Regions from separate parts of the Homo sapiens genome. Here region 2 is linked to region 1. Evidence: chromatin loops called from intact Hi-C (ENCODE). Cell type or tissue: Caco-2. All regions are shown on one strand.

Region 1 (5,000 bases):
TTATAAGAAGATGAAATTAGGGCACAGATAGGCAAGAGGGAAGACCAAGTAAAAACACAGGGAGAAGATGACCATCTCCAAGCCAAGGAGAGACCTCGGAAGAAACCAACCCTTTCAACACCTTGATCTCAGACTTCTAGCCTCCAGAACTGTGAGAAAATGAAATTCTATTGTTTCAGCCTCCCAGTCTGTGATGCTTTGTTATGGCAGCTCCAGCAAACTAATGCACACACTAAAACGTTAAATAGCCTTGTGTCAATTCCGGTCTGGTTCTATCCCCAAATATGTTATGAAAAAACTGTGTTTTCAGAGATTTCTTGGTCTTAGCAGAGAACGAAGTGGGCCTGTACTGTCTGTGGATCATAGACAAATTACTTAACCCTGCCAAGAGCCTGGAGTCACAAACCTTTTCCAAGAGCACACAGCAACCTGTGAGTCCCTTTCGTCCTCCCAAAGCTCTGTTACAGCCTGGCTGCGCAAGTTTCTAGGTTGCTCTATAAACAGGCTTCAGATGAATACAAAGTCGGCCAATGAAATAATTCCTGTTATACAAGGTCCCTCTGCAAGGAAATCCTGAATTAGCTTCCCACCAGGTCCTCTAAGTTGGCTAAATGCTTCAGATTCTTTGAATGCTGTAGCCTTATGACTCCTTCCATTGTGGCACCATTCGGGTAACTGACATTCTCCTGCCTCGCTGCCCTACTAACATTTTTGTTTGATTTCTACAGTGAATCAAAAAGGTGAGGAGGGGGGAATCACCTCCGAGGTTCTGTCAGGTAAAAGCCACATATGTGTCTATGTAAGGGAAAACTAAAGGATTTGTAAATAGTTTTATTTAACAACCAGCTGTCTTTACCACACTTTTCCAAATCTTTGATCAGGGCAGGCAGCCAGTAGCAAAATTTGATAGTTTATTATTCAGTAGTGAAAAAGCAGCTCCATTTCTAAGCCTTTTTAACAGTAAGTGACATTTTTATTTCCAGAATCCTTTCTTTGGCACCCACTGGCTTTGTTTAAGTTTCTTGAGTTTTCTTTAACTGAATGATCAGCCCCTTCATGAACTTCTACTTTGCATGTTCTTCACTAAGTGACAGAAAACCTTACTTTCAAAGACCAGACTATTTCCTATTACACACTCATATGACAAAAAGCAATACAAATAGTGACAGTGATGATAATAATGACAGAAGCTAGTGCTTACACTTCCTCAGACCAGACATTCTTACATATGTCACTTAATAATCAGCAGTCTGTTGCTGTTGTTGGTATCAAGCTCTTTTCATGGATGAGAATGCAGAGGTAAACTATGTTGTCTAAGGTCACATGCTAACAAATGGAAGAAGTGGAACTTGAACCCAAGCAGCCTGGCTATAGAGTTCAGTCCAAAGCTCTTAGTCAACTACTCTGCACCCATTCAGCTGTTCACTATTTCCAGAGGCTAAACATGGATCATCACAGTTCCAATGAGGAATATTACTCTCAGCGCAGGCAGACCTTTCAAATGTCCTATTTTGTTCTTAGAGTAAATCGTGTTAACAATGTGGTTACTGGAAAGAGCATTGGATCCCAAAATTAAAAACACCAAAGGTCTGGTTTCACTGTCTTGTGACCTTGGAAAATCACTTATATACACACAAAAAAAGTTAAAGTCAGAAAAATCAGGGGCACAGTTGTGGAGTGAACGTAGACGCCTGCATCAGAGATCTGTTACTGCACATAAGCCCCATGCAAATCACCTAAGATCTGTGTGGCAGAGGGAAAAATCTGCCCCCCACCCCCGAATATATGCCCACAATCCTCATCACTGGAACCTGTGGATGTGACCTTGTGTGAAAAAAGGGTCTTTGCAGATGCAATGAAGGATCTCAAGATGAGGAGATCATTCTAGGTTATCTGAGTAGGCTATAAATCTAAAAGCAAGTGTTGTTATAACACACAAGGAGAGACACGCAGACAAGAGGAGGAGGCAATGTGACCATGGAGGAGGAGGCTGGAGTGAGACACAAGCCAAGGAAGGCTGACAGCCACCAGAAACTGGAAGAAACAAAGAATGCAATCTCCCTTGGAGCCTCTGGAGGGAGCACAGCCCTGCCAACACTCTAAACTTCAGACTTCTGGGCTCCCAAACTGTGAGAGAATAAATTCCTGTTATTTTAAGCCACCTGGTTTGTGGTAAATTGTTACAGCAGCCACAGCAAACTAATATAACGGGCATTGTAAAAAATGACCTGACCATCAAAGGGTTGGCAGGGGCCACATGCAGTTTACTCTAACATCCACATAAGTTTGAATATGCCCATTTTACAAGAAAGAAAATGAACTCTTAGAGAATGTATCCCTCCAGTTTACTTCAGAAGGGGAATATGAAAAATCAAATTAGATAATACAAAACAGATCTTTGAAATTGTGAAATTCTATGTCATAAAAGCTATGATGATGATGATGATGAAGACGATGATTACAATCATGATGATTTTTATGATACAGGATGGGGAAAAGCATGCTTTCATGGATCAAATATTAGATGCAATAGACAGAAAAATTACTGAACAATTATTTCTAGTTTCCAAAAAATACAATATCATACAAATAATAAAATATAATTAAATCTTTTCGATGATTCAGAAGAGTGAGTCAGTTCCTCAGTTTGCATTATGAGTATTAATTATTATTGCCTTGGCAAAGCAATTTAAAGAACTTTCCTCTTTTTAAAAAATTTTAATTTCTATTTTTGTTCTTTAAGTTTCGGGGTACATGTGCAGGATGTGCATGTTTGTTACATAGGTAAATGTGCGCCATGGTGGTTTGCTGCACCTAACGACCTATCACCTAGGTGTTCAGCCCAGTATGCGTTAGCTCTTTTCCCTAATGTTCTCCTCCCTTGCCCTTCCCTGACAGGCCCCAGTGAGTGTTGTTCCCCTCCCTGTGTCCAAGTGTTCTCATTGATCAGCTCCCACTTATAAGTGAAAACACGTGGTGTTTGATTTTCTGTTCCTGCATTCGTTTGCTGAGGATAATGGCTTCCAGCTCCATCCATGTCCCTGCAAAGGACATGATCTCATTCCTTTTTATGGCTGCATAGTATTCCATGGTGTATATATACCACATTTTCTTTATCCAGTCTATCATTGATGGGCATTTGGGTTGATTCCATGTCTTTGCTATTGTGAATAGTGCTGCAATGAATATTCACGTACATGTACCTTTATAATAGAATGGTTTATATTCTTTTGGGTATATACCCAATAATGAGATTGCTGGGTCAAATGGTACTTCTGGTTCTAAATCTTTGAGAAATTGCCACACTGGTTGAGAACTAATTTACATTCCCACCAACAGTGTAAAAGTGTTCTTATTTCTCTGTAAGCTCAACAGCATCTGTTGTTTCTTGACTTTTTAATAATCACCATTATGACTGGCATGAGACGGTATCTCATTGTGGTTTTCATTTGCATTTCTCTAATGATCAGTGATGTTGAGCTTTTTTTCATGTTTGTTGGCTGCATGTATGACATTTTTTGAGAAGTATCTGTTCATATCCTTTGCCCACTTTTTAATGGGGTTGTTTCTTTTCTTGTAAATTTGCTTAAGTTCCTTGTAGATTCTGGATATTAGACCTTAGATGGATAGATAGCAAAATTTTTCTCTCAATTCTGTAGGTTATCTATTTGCTCTAATGATAGTTTTGTTTGCTCTACAGAAGCTTAAAGAGCTTTTCATTAGGACTCGAAACTATTTATGGAGTGCCTACAATGTGTCAAGTATAGAACCACTGCATCCATTAGCATTACCTGACACAAATCAACTTTCAGTTTTCTTTTAAGGCTCTCAATATGTGATCAAAAAAAGGAGGAACCCAAATGGGCAATGCCTTTTCTGACAGCACTGATATTATTCCCTAATCTAACCAAAGAGTCCACTTTTCAAGCGTCATTAAACACAGAATTATAACAGTTCTTGGGAAGACGTTATTCAGGCACTTTATCCAACATCACACAGGCAAGCAAGGAGTGAAGTCCACTCTTCTGAAATTTCCTTTATCATTTGGACATTGAAAGTTTTCACCGAGATTTAGACTTTTTTTTTTTTTTTTTTTTTTGGTGAGACGGAGTCTTGCTCTGTCTCCCAGGCTGGAGTGCAGTGTCACAATCTCGGTTCACTGCAACCTCTGCTCCTGGGTTCAAGTGATTCTCCTGCCTCAAGCCTCCTGAGTAGTTGGGATTATAGGCGTGCACCACCACACCTGGTTAATTTTTGTATTTTTAGTAGAGATGACGTTTCACCATGTTGGTCAGGCTGGTCTTCAACTCCCAACCTCATGATCCGCCCACCACAGCCTCCCAAAGTGCTGGGATTATAGGCGTGAGCCACCGTGCCCAGCCTAGACCTTCTTAAACATTCTCACTCTAATCAGTATCGAACAGCCATGCCATGAGTTCAGCCATGCCCCAGTCTCCACCACACTAGCTGCTCTCATTTTCAGTATCTATTGACCCTCATATTTGAGTCTGTGACCTGTCAGTAGGACACAGCACAAGCTTGAAAGGAAAACCAAAATGAAGACCATTGGTGAAACTAAAAGGAAAGTCAGACCTAAAAGGATTGCTTGGAAAAGTACAGTGAAACAGAAGTAAAGGATCTTTTCTAATCCTTATTGTTGAACTAGAAGACAGGCAAAACAAAGTAGTAATGGGGACTTTTGTGCTCATTTGTAACTACTTGTTCTTGTCATTACGTTTCTGGGCTTTTGTTCCTATCACTGTACTTGTCATATTGCTTGTATGACATCAATGGGTTGGTCTTCATTAGATTGAGATTTCCTTGAAGGTAGTCTTATTTGTGTCTTCATTTTTACCAGAAGGTATGCTTTCTATAAATATTTATTTATTGAATGAATGAATGAATGAATGAAGTGAGTTCTATGTAAGCACTGAAGAAGGGCACCTAACAACAACTCAGCCAATAAGGGCAATAGGCAGAGGTGATGTTGCCTGAACTAA
Region 2 (5,000 bases), 100 kb after region 1:
TGGTGTAGTGGGGCACACCCTACTACCTATAGCAAACTTCCCATAGGGCAGAATATTAGCTTGGCATGAGATGGCTTATCACCTAGTTATTCTAGGCATGGTGGGGTAGTCACAACCAGTAAACCTTCTAATGTACTCTCTTTCCAGGAACGCATAGACAAGGTAAAGAGGACAAGTCTATTATAAGCTTAAATACTTAATAACTTAGTGGGGTAAAGATTTAATACCAGCATCTTGCCAGCAGAAGTTAAAAATGGACAGAAAGAGCCACAAAGAAACAACAGGAACCCCCGCTACCCCCACCACACACACACACACACACACACACACACACACACACACACATCAGAATTTTGCCTACTACAGAATGCAATTCTACAAATCACATAAAAGCTGCAAAGGAGTAAGTTTTCAGTAAACGTTGTCAAAAATTAAAAGCAACGCTATAAAGGTATTGTAAAAAAAAACACACACACACACATACAAGGGAAAGAAAGACACTAGGAAGTTGGGTGATGACTGACTCACAAAAATGTCTTATAGAAACATCAGCATGAAGAGAAACTACATCTTAACCAAAACCATCTGATGGCTGAACTCTAGGTGCCTTGTAAACAGGATCTTTGCCTTTATTTTTCTCTCAGCAGCTGACTGCAATTTTGGTGGTTTAAATAAAATCTGGATTTTTTTTCTACAGATGAAACTTATATGTTTGATGTTTAAATTTCTGTAATTTTTCTTTAGCCATATAAGGTTCTGGTGATATGAACACAAGTTATACTATACGCGCACGCACACGCACACACACACACACACACACACACACACACACATTGATGTATATTCATATGTCCAGATTTTGGGACAGGGAACATACTTTCTGATGATATAAAGCATAATCTTTCTTAGGGAAAATTTGTTGTTTTGATACATTAATCTTTTCAGTTGGTATCTCAGCTAGAAAACAAAGGAAGTTAAGCCTGATTTAGCTATATTAGATTTTAAATCTGCTGAATTCACCAAAGTTTACCCTGAGCCCAGCAAAGTGTTTAATACATAATAGGCACCAAGCAAATGTCTGTTAAATGAATTAATATAGTAAAACCAATCAGCAAACCTATCATTAAAACTGAAGTTTTACCTTAATTATCTGTATAAACTAAAATAACTTCCATTGTAATATTGCTAGTTATAAGCTAATAAAGATCTACTCAGATTTTAAAAATATGTTTGGATTTCACACTCCTCTCCCCAGTAGCAGCCAAGTCTCTGTCAATAATCATATAGTGACATTTCAAGTCCTCATGTCTTAAGCTAACAAATAAAACCAGGGGGCTAAGAAGCAAATTTATGAAGTATTATTTGAAGAATACTTAAATGATTGCCTAAAAGTATTTTTCCTTCGCCAATTTACCATTGGATGATCTGAAATTGCCACCATCAATCATGCATTGGATGCAAAACATTCAAAGGTTCTGGTAAAAGGCAAATATGTTACAGGTACCATCTGAATTTCCTTAGACCTTAAAAATGTGGGTTAAAATGAAGTTTTATTTAATGGAATAATTTAAATGTTTATAGTCGGTATAACCATTTGTGTTTGACAGGCCTTCAGGCCTTCAGCCTTTCCCACCCCACTACTCACCCTGATCCCTTCAAAAACTTTTTTCCAATATTTCTGAGTCTGAAACAGGCTGCTAAATAATCCCATTCCTGCTGGCTCCTGTGATGACCTCAGCTTGGCTTAGCCATCATTCCTGCAAGTACCCCAGTTCCTCATAGGGCTCTCCAGAAATCAAATCTATGCAAGAAAGATTTGTCACAAGAAAGAAATCTTACTTCCATTTTGCTTTGGAGAGATTCTCAAGCATGGTCACTTAGGTCCCAGTACTTTACACAGTTCTCTATCTCTCTCTCTTCTCACCCCTAACCTCCCTTAAAATTTTAGAGTTCCTCTGCTCTCCGCAAAACTCAGATATGTTCCATTAGGGCAGGGAGACAGCTCTAGGTGCCTGAAACCATGGCACATGCTGGCTCAGCACCCCCTGACAGGCAAGGCCCTATGCTGAGAGCTTATCCAACCTGGCTCCTTCTTCTCCCAGGACATTCCTCAGTGTTTGTGCAAACATGCTTCTGGCAAGCACAAGATAAAAATGTGCCAAGTATGCCTGAATTTCAGTCTCAGTTGAGACCACTTCCACATATGGAAAGATGAAAAGATAAATATTAGCACAGTATCATCTACAAACATCTTCATGAAAATTAGATTCTGAGATCAGTTGATCCTGCAACAGATAGCAGATCTCTGAATGACAGGACAAATGTGATTTGATGAAAGGGACAAAGGGGAAAGAGACATAAAGGTTAAAAAATTCAGAATCTGGAGGTCGTTCCCAGGGTGATAAGCCCAGGAGCCAGGTGCCTTAAGGGTGAATGGCCAAGGGCACCTGAGGATATGGGTACAAGGGCAGGGGACACTTGGGTGAAAGGAGGTGAAATGGGAATGAAAAGTCACCAGAGATAAACTCAGCCAGGTCTCAGTGTTTCTGAAACTGTCTTGGAAACAAATAATTATCTTTTCCAGTGAAATTCCAGTGAGTTTCTGAAACTCAGTCTTGGAAATAAATAATTATCTTTTCCAGTGAAATTCCATACAAAAGTTTGATTTCACAAATTTGTCATTGATCTTCCCTGTAACTGGCTCTACTCCATCGTTACCCAGTCATAACTTCAGTCTATGTGACACCAAACATCCAGCCAATTCAGCCGTAATCAAAACTCCAGTTAACCAGCCAGCTGTTGTCTGTACATAATGCCAAGCAATCAACTGGACTAACTTCATGCCTGGGTTGATGGGAAAGACCAGATGTTTCAGCATTATGTAAATGCTAAGTGCCACTTGAAAACAGGAGTGTTCGCTGTCATTTTGCATACAATCTTAGAATGAGCACTTGCACTTTTCTCATAAGTAGGACATTAGCCCAACCAAGATCTCAGAGATACGCATACACAAACACAGGTACACATGCACACTGAAAATGCCTCAGTGCATGTGGGCATGTAAAAACATGTCAGAGGTGCAGGGGCAGTAAGTTAATTCATACAATCTCAACTTTATAAAATGTACTCAATGCGCCTGTCCCTGCCAGTCTGTGCTCTTCCCTGCCTTGCCCTGCTCTGCTCTCCATCTCAGGGAACGACTCTTCCAGGCTCTTTCGCCCTCTGGCTTCAGCATATTGGAGGCACAGCTAGAAGATGAAGGGCACAAGGAAGGGCATGACAAATGAATTTTCTCCCTTCTCTCTCTCTCTCCTTTGATGTCTCCAGAAGCTGCACCTCCTTCCAGGTTATCTTTACTTCCACAGTTCTGGTTCCCATCCAAAAGCCCTCTCTCTGGTCCCTAAACTCCCTCTCCATCATCTGTGAAATCTATTTCCTGGACTAAATTTCATTTGCTGAAAGACCTAGAGTGCCTTATTTTTCTGGCTGGACCCTGACTGATACACAGGATAATCTGGCAAAGCAAAGTACTTCTCATCCTAGGGTTTCAAGGGCAGCCTGAGGCCTATTAAAGAGCAGCTCGAGTGCTGAGCCAATGAAGGATGTGAGCAGAGTTCTTCTCCTCCTCTTCCTTGGTTCTCCCTATCAAGTCTTCTTTCCTACTAGTTAGTAGGAGAATAAATAAGTAAAAATGATTTAGTGCTTGCTTTGGCAACACATATTCTAAAATTGGAACAATACAGAGAAGATCAGCATGTCCATGTGCAAGAATGACATGCAAATCTGTGAACACGCTATACATTTTTTTACTATCCATGTATCTTATAAAATCATGTTGTATACCTTAAATATACACAACAGAATTTATTTTTTAAGTGATTTATCAAACACAACTCCCACCGTTTCCTCCAGTGATTCCTATGAGACAGAACCCCAAATCAAATGTTCAGAACACTTTTCAAAATCAGCAAGCAATCCTGTCTTCCTGCCTCCACTCTGTATGTCTGCCAATGGACAATGTAAAATGATTTTATCATTTCTTCTTTTGTGGGCTAGGATGCAGCAACTTCTTCAGATGGCCCCCTAAACAGTAACTCAGAGTTGATAGCTTTTCAATTTTAAGTCAAAAGTCATTTCAACAGTGTTATTTATAAGTTTAAGATATTGTTAAATCTTTTGAAAACAATCTTATATCAATTTTGTCAGAAGTTTCATCAGACCACTTTAACAAATTACATTCACACATTCCCTTAGCATTCACACTGATGAAGACAAAAGAAAACAGGAACATCAAGGTAAAGTAGATTTCACTGAATGTAGGAGAAATCATTAACATGGAAGAAAGCAAATGGAATGAATTCCTTATACATACGTTTTCTGAGTACTTAGGTACAGGCTCTGTGCTGTTTACTTACAATACACGAGTTCAAAAATGATAGTTCCTGCTTAAGAAAGGAGCTCACACCTGTGAACTGAGAATTGCACTTTATAAAAGTATCATTTCTTTGTCAGTAACTGATCTGTCTTGTAAAATAGCATGAAATACAGCTAAAAATAAAGGGGAAAAAACCATACTCACCTCTAATTCTGGCATACAGTCAACTATCATTAACATATTGGTATATATTATTCCAGACTCATCTCTATGCATGCAAATAATATGAATATTTGTACATATTTATATTTTTACATAAATTGGAGCATGTTATTCCAATTGTTTTATATTAGCAATATTTTATGAACATTTTTCCATATTAACATACATTCTACCTAATCTTTATACTATATCTTATTGTATGGAGTGTGTATATGTCTTATTGCTAGTAATCTAGATACTGTCCAATGTACTTGAATTATAAATAATATTGCAATGTTATTTGTAGAAGTGCAAAACTATATGTGCAAGGTTACATTGCACCAAGAGCAGAAGTATATATGCAAGGTTACTATATGTGTGAAACTGTGCATAGTTTTACACTTGTAAAAATATTTTTATATAA

What was found. Peaks named below come from ENCODE experiments on the same cell type or tissue, not always from the same donor. Only the 100,000 strongest peaks of a DNase experiment are listed, where the experiment ranks them.
Region 2: it touches region 1 in a loop (3-fold over the local background); 5 of 110 quality-filtered maps call a loop at or near these places.

The regions. Positions count from the first base shown.
Region 1 is chr2:149,712,467-149,717,466 of GRCh38, reverse strand. The region is part of intron 1 of MMADHC-DT (MMADHC divergent transcript); the gene reads right to left. Among named protein-coding and RNA genes, the nearest start is that of MMADHC, 130 kb to the right of the region's middle. In Caco-2, a CTCF peak has its summit at 2,082; a DNase peak (open chromatin) is centred at 2,065.
Region 2 is chr2:149,609,474-149,614,473 of GRCh38, reverse strand. The region is part of intron 1 of MMADHC-DT (MMADHC divergent transcript); the gene reads right to left. It also overlaps the pseudogene RNU6-601P. Among named protein-coding and RNA genes, the nearest start is that of MMADHC, 24 kb to the right of the region's middle. In Caco-2, no CTCF peak of the experiment used is centred here; a DNase peak (open chromatin) is centred at 2,083.